2 separate regions of the Homo sapiens genome follow, and region 2 is linked to region 1. A link is a loop called in an ENCODE intact Hi-C map of the cell type or tissue named here. Cell type or tissue: CD14-positive monocyte. All regions are shown on one strand. Each heading gives the region's core, and the rest is flanking DNA. Links, peaks and the distances in the headings are about the cores only.

Region 1 (2,926 bases), core at 322-2,821:
ATGCATTTTGTTGCAGAAAAAAATAGAAAATAATAATCAAAATGAAGACTAACATTAAGAGATAACCGCTATAGCACATTGGCTTAGATCCTTTCAGACATAAGCATATGTGTGTGAGGTCACGCCATAATAATGTCTTGAAATTGCCATTTTTCACTCACTGTCTTGTGTATACCTTTCCTTATCAAGAAATAATAATGTGTAAAATCATTTTCAGTGACTCAGGAAGTATTGTATTATATGTAGGTACCATTTATCTGATGAGGACGGTGTTATATTTGTTTCCAGTGTTTCCCTATTATAGAGAATGCTGTGGTAAGCTTTTTACAATTAAATCCTTAATAATTTCCTTAAGGCACATTTTTAAAAAAGGGCCTTAATGAGTCAAAGAGCATTGGAATACATCATTCGCTGATCTCATTGGGCGTGGACAGAAATAAGGAACGATTGCTTGTTTGGACTTAATTCTGACAAGTAATAAAAAATTGAAAATCATCGGAATCTTTGGAGAACGACTACATCATATTTGAGCAAGTTTGTATCTTCTAATTTAGGGAAGCAGCTTTCCAGAAATTTAGATAAAAGGAAATTAGATGTTCTAGCCTGAGTCTTTAAAGGGGAAACCAAAACATGACCACAGGGAGCCTAAGGAATAGTGCTTAACCCTGCCTGGGTCTATGGGGGTAATGAGAAGGAGGGAGAGCTAAGACGACTGGCCTAGATGTATCAGTTTAAACCACTTATTGCTATCAGTAAATAATGTACATTCCGTGCTTATTCAGATGGCTCCTATTTACTGTTCAGGCAAATCTTGTTACATGGAGTGATGTAATTTAAGGATTATGGTGTCAGCAGTTTTCATTCCCTGCCGCCCCCCACCCCAACATTTTGCATGTATTTAAACATGTTGCAGAATTGAACTTCACAATACTCATTAGTGTACCATCCACCTAGATTCTACTGTTAACATGTTACTGTGCTTATCACATATCCATTAATCCATTCTTTTTTCCACCTAATATTAATCTATTTTGTTTTGATGCATTTTAAAGTAAATTGGTAGTTTCATTTTTGAAGTTAAATCTCCTTCAGAAAGGTTCTGCTTTTTTCTTTTATATCAGTTGGCTTTGATTTCCAGATAGTATTTGTTTTGCCTTCACAAATTATTTCTGGCTTTACAACTATTAGACTACTATTCTAATTTTGATTTTATTTCCAAGTTCATACCTGCCATCTGCCATTATTTTCAGAAAGTACATTCTAGTTTGCCATGCCTGCACTCAGATTTTATACAATTGGTAACTTAAAAAAATTATCATATTTTGGTATGTATACTAATGAGGGATATTTGTTATAAGTATTAATCTGAGCTAGGTTAAAGCAGAAAAGGGAAATTTATTCTAAGAGTACAGGGGTGCCAAAGAACCCAAGGGTAAGAATGGAGCTTGGCCTCAGGATGGAATTAGAGCCAAGAACCAGAAAGCCATCAGGTTTCTTACTAGTATCACTTCTTGCTACTATTTGCTGCAGGCTTCTCTAAGTGGATCAGCTTTTTCTGCTCTTCTGTCCAAATGGTAAAATATGGCTGCCCCACTCCTTCAGGAATTCAGCCAATAGCACAGAATAATTGAACCCCTTGTTTCCAGTCCTGGGTTACATGTTTACATTGCTGCAATCAGTTATTGCCTGGAAGGAAGTGGTGGTAGTCATAGGACATAGGTAGCTGCCCAGGCAGCTAAATGAGCTGAACCAACTCTGGTTATCATGCATTTAAAGATGATACAACCAGATTATCTGCTCATTGTTTTTGATGATTCCTTCTCTATAATCCTGCTCCATGAATTATTCTATTGATTTTCCTTGAGTCATCAATCTTTTTCTCTTTGTTGATTTTTCCTGCTGCTTAAAAGCATGCTCAGATAACGTTTTGAAATTTTCCACACGTATCACTCTTTTGAAAAGGCCTTAACAGCCATGAATAACCTAATTATAAAACTTTTAGCCTCTTAACCAATTCTGGTACCTGGTAGATGTTCTTATCTCTTCTTAGCTTCCATGTTATTGCACTATTCTGTTGTTTTTTTTTTTTTTTCCCACCTTCCTGTCTTTCTGACCATGGTTTTGCTGACTTCCTTCTCTTCCTAAGCTTAAAAATCCCTAAGATTAATTTTTAGTCATTTCTTCTGCATTTTCTTCCTTAATCATTTCATCTACTTGAACTGTAATAGCTTTTACCACTGTTGGGGGAACTTTAAGTTATTATCTCTAACTCTCAACTCTCATTTTTACATTTTTAATTATTGGGTATTTCTATCTGAGTATCTTGCTGGTTTCTCCAACTCAGCATTCATGTGTAAGGTCATTATTTTAGTCTCCAATCTCAGTCCTCCACTGTTTCTCTTCACTTCCGCCATTATTTAGATGCCCAAGTCCAACAACACCTGAGTCATGAGTTCTTGCTGAGCTCCATCCCCCATCCCTTATTTGGTTCATTGACAAATCAGATGGACTCCAAGTCAGATGGACTCTATTATCGACTCTCAAGACACTTTGCTTTTCTCTCATTGCCACCAGCCTAGATGAAATCTTAATTGTCTCACTTCTAGCCTGGTCTCCCTTTCTTTTGTTTCCCGCCTTTAAATGATTCTTCATTCTATTACCAGACCAATCTTTGTTCAGAGAAAGTGTCAGTACTTGCTGCCTGCTTGTGCTGTGCTACATTCTAACATTGCAAAAATGATTGACAGTCAGTGGAGATATATAGATATATAAAAGATATGATGTAGCTGTAGTCATTGTATGCAGAAGAAAGAGCCATAAATTCTTGAAGAAGATAGGAAAAGGCTTTATAGAAGTGACTTTTAGACTGGTTGCCTCCAGGGAGAGAAGGGCATTTTAGACAGGGGATATATACAGGAAGACATAA
Region 2 (2,926 bases), core at 124-2,623, 52 kb before region 1:
TATGACAAGATGAGCTGGGGTGGTGTGTGTGTGTGAGAGAGAGAGAGACAAGATGAGCTAGGGTGGTGTGTGTGTGTGAGAGAGACACACAAGATGAGCTAGGGTGGTGTGTGTTTGACAAGATCAGCTGGGGTGGTGTGTGTGTGTGTGTTTGACAAGATCAGCTGGGGTGGTGTGTGTGTGTGTGTGACAAGGTCAGCTGGGGTGGTGTGTGTGTGACAAGATCAGCTGGGGTGGTGTGTGTGTGTGTGAGTGTGACAACATCAGCTGGGGTGGTGTGTGGGTGTGTGTGTCTGTTCCATAGCAGTGAGAGGAATCAGAGTATCTCTAAGCAGGGACCAGATTTTAGACTAACAAATCTGCACCACTTTTAGTTATATTCTCTTTTCCATTACACTAGAATCCCCACACTCTCGAACCAAGCCCAAAGTCAGACCAGAACGTCAAGAATCAGTCATCTTTTCTTAATCCCCATATACTGAAACTGTGCAAGATTTGGCTTGTGGGGTCACACCCTAAGCATTCCTCAATTCTTTCCCAGAACCTTGTGCAAAACTTTAAACAGAGGGAACAGACAAGGATACCAGGAAGACAAAAAAGAAAAGAGGAAACCTGTAATCAGCTAGAAAGAAAAGGATGATAAGTAAATATGTGTTAGCTGTACTGAGTTAAAGAAATATATTGGCTGGGCACCGTGGCTTGTGCCTGTAATCCTAGAACTATGGGAGGTCGAGGTGGGCAGATCACCTGAGGTCAGGAGTTTGAGACCAGCCTGGCCAACATGGAGAAACCCTGTCTCTACTAAAAATACAAAAATTAGCTGTGCGTGGCTGCATGCACCTGTAGTCCCATCTACTTGGGAGTCTGAGGCAGGAGAATTGCTTGAACCCAGGAGGCAGAGGTTGCAGTGAGCCAAGATTGCACCACTGCATGCCAGCCTGGGTAACATGACAGAACAAGACTCCATCTTAAAAAAAGAAAGAAAGAAAGAAATATATTGGTACAAGTTCCCAGGCCTTCCTGTTTTGGGTGGAGATGAAATAAACCTTTAGAGAGAATCTTAGCTGCAACTATGTTTGAGGCCCTTATCTGCTGGAGGAACAACAACTTAGTAGTGCTAAGGCTTGGACATTGTAGTTACTTAGTAAATATTTGTTGAAGTGAAGCATAATAAAGGTTCTGAGGGTTATATACACTCAGTGAAAATTATTTCGAGTCCCCAACTTCTATCATTTCATTACAAAAAGGAGAAGGAAACAGGGAGCAGATAGGGTTTGGCTGCTGTTGTGGAAACAGGAACTTCATGTCATATGAAGTAAGCTCTGGGACAGGAATTTTAGTAATAACGGGTTGACGCTTGGCAAGTCTGCACCTTTGTTTTCTCACTTAAAGTGAGGAGATTGTATAAGATGGAGATTTTCTAAGTGCAACTTTTGGTCTAATATAGTATGGAAAGCAAGGTCCAAAAGCTTATACTGTATAGATTTGAGTGGGAAAAAAAGCAAGCAAGCCATTTACTGAAGGCAACAGGAGCCTTCTCTGCTACATTTCAAAGAATCTTATTAAACTGAGACAGGATCCAAATGTGGATTCCTTTCTCTGGGCTCCCGACTAGGAATTGATTGCCACCACCTGTTTTTGTTCATACTATCATCTGTTATTGTCTAAAACAAATATTCTCCCTTCACTACAGTCCTCAGTTTCTCAACAACTTTCCTAACAATTCAGGAAACCAAGCACTCTTGCCAAGGACGTGGGTTCATGTAAGTTTCTTCAACCACAGCCGCCTAGGATCCTTCCCCAGGGCAGCCAAGTCTCAGGCTTCTTTTCCAGACACCTCAGTTTTCTATAACAAGGGGAATTTTTTCTTTAACCATAGAAATAAATATACCTTTATAACTTAATTTTTTTTCCTATAGGTTACGGGGGTACAGGTGTTATTTGGTTACATGAGTAAGTTCTTTAGTGGTGATTTGTGAGATTTTGGTGCACCCATCACCTGAGCAGTATACGCTGCACCCTGTTTGTAGTCTTTTATCCCTTGCCCCCTCCCACCCTTCCCCCCAAGTCCCCTAAAGCCCATTGTATCATTCTTAAGCCTTTGCGTCCTCATAGCTTAGCTTCCACATATCAGTGAGAACACAGGATGTTTGGTTTTCCATTCCTGAGTTACTTCACTTAGAATAATAGTCTTCAGTCTCATCCAGGTCATTGCAAATGCCATTAATTCATTCCTTTTTATGGCTGAGCAGTATTCCATCATATATATTATATATATATAAATATATATATTTATATATATATAAAAATATATATAAATATATATATTTATATATATAAATATAACAGTTTCTTTCTTTTTCTTTTTTTTTGAGATGGAGTCTTGCTCTCGTCGCCCAGGCTGGAGTGCAGTGGTGCGATCTCAGCTTACTGCAAACTCCGCCTCCCGGGTTCAAGCGATTCTCCTGCCTCAGCCTCCTGAGTAGCTGTGATTACAAGCACCCGCCACCATGCCTGGCTAATTTTTGTACTTTTAGGAGAGACGGGGTTTTGCCATGTTGGCCAGGCTGGTCTCAAACTCCTGACCTCAGGTGATCCGCCCACCTCGGCCTCCCAAAGTGCTGGGATTACAGGCATAAACCAGTGTGCCCAGCCTATATCACAGTTTCTTTATGCACTCGTTGATTCATGGGCATTTGGGTTGGCTCCACGATTTTGCAACTGCAAATTGTGTTGCTATAAACATGCATGTCCATGTTCTTTTTCGAATAATGACTTGTTTTCCTCTGGGTAGATACCCAGTAGTGGGATTGCTGGATCAAATTTTAGTTCTACTTTTAGCTCTTTAAGGAATCTCCACACTGTTTTCCATACAGGATGTACTAGTTTACATTCCCACCAGCAGTGTAGGAGTGTTCCCTGATCA

Evidence for each region. Hi-C counts contacts between places; a loop is a spot of excess contacts. Peaks named below come from ENCODE experiments on the same cell type or tissue, not always from the same donor. Only the 100,000 strongest peaks of a DNase experiment are listed, where the experiment ranks them.
Region 2: it touches region 1 in a loop (2.3-fold over the local background); 8 of 110 quality-filtered maps call a loop at or near these places.

The regions. Positions count from the first base shown.
Region 1 is chr2:177,403,597-177,406,522 of GRCh38, forward strand. The region is part of intron 1 of AGPS (alkylglycerone phosphate synthase); the gene reads left to right. Among named protein-coding and RNA genes, the nearest start is that of AGPS, 12 kb to the left of the region's middle. In CD14-positive monocyte, for the core only: no CTCF peak of the experiment used is centred there; no DNase peak of the experiment used is centred there; H3K27ac peaks cover 350 bases.
Region 2 is chr2:177,351,562-177,354,487 of GRCh38, forward strand. All of the region lies in intron 1 of LOC100130691 (Putative uncharacterized protein FLJ44553), which reads right to left. Among named protein-coding and RNA genes, the nearest start is that of MIR6512, 39 kb to the left of the region's middle. In CD14-positive monocyte, for the core only: no CTCF peak of the experiment used is centred there; a DNase peak (open chromatin) is centred at 1,290; H3K4me3 peaks cover 1,694 bases; H3K27ac peaks cover 1,823 bases.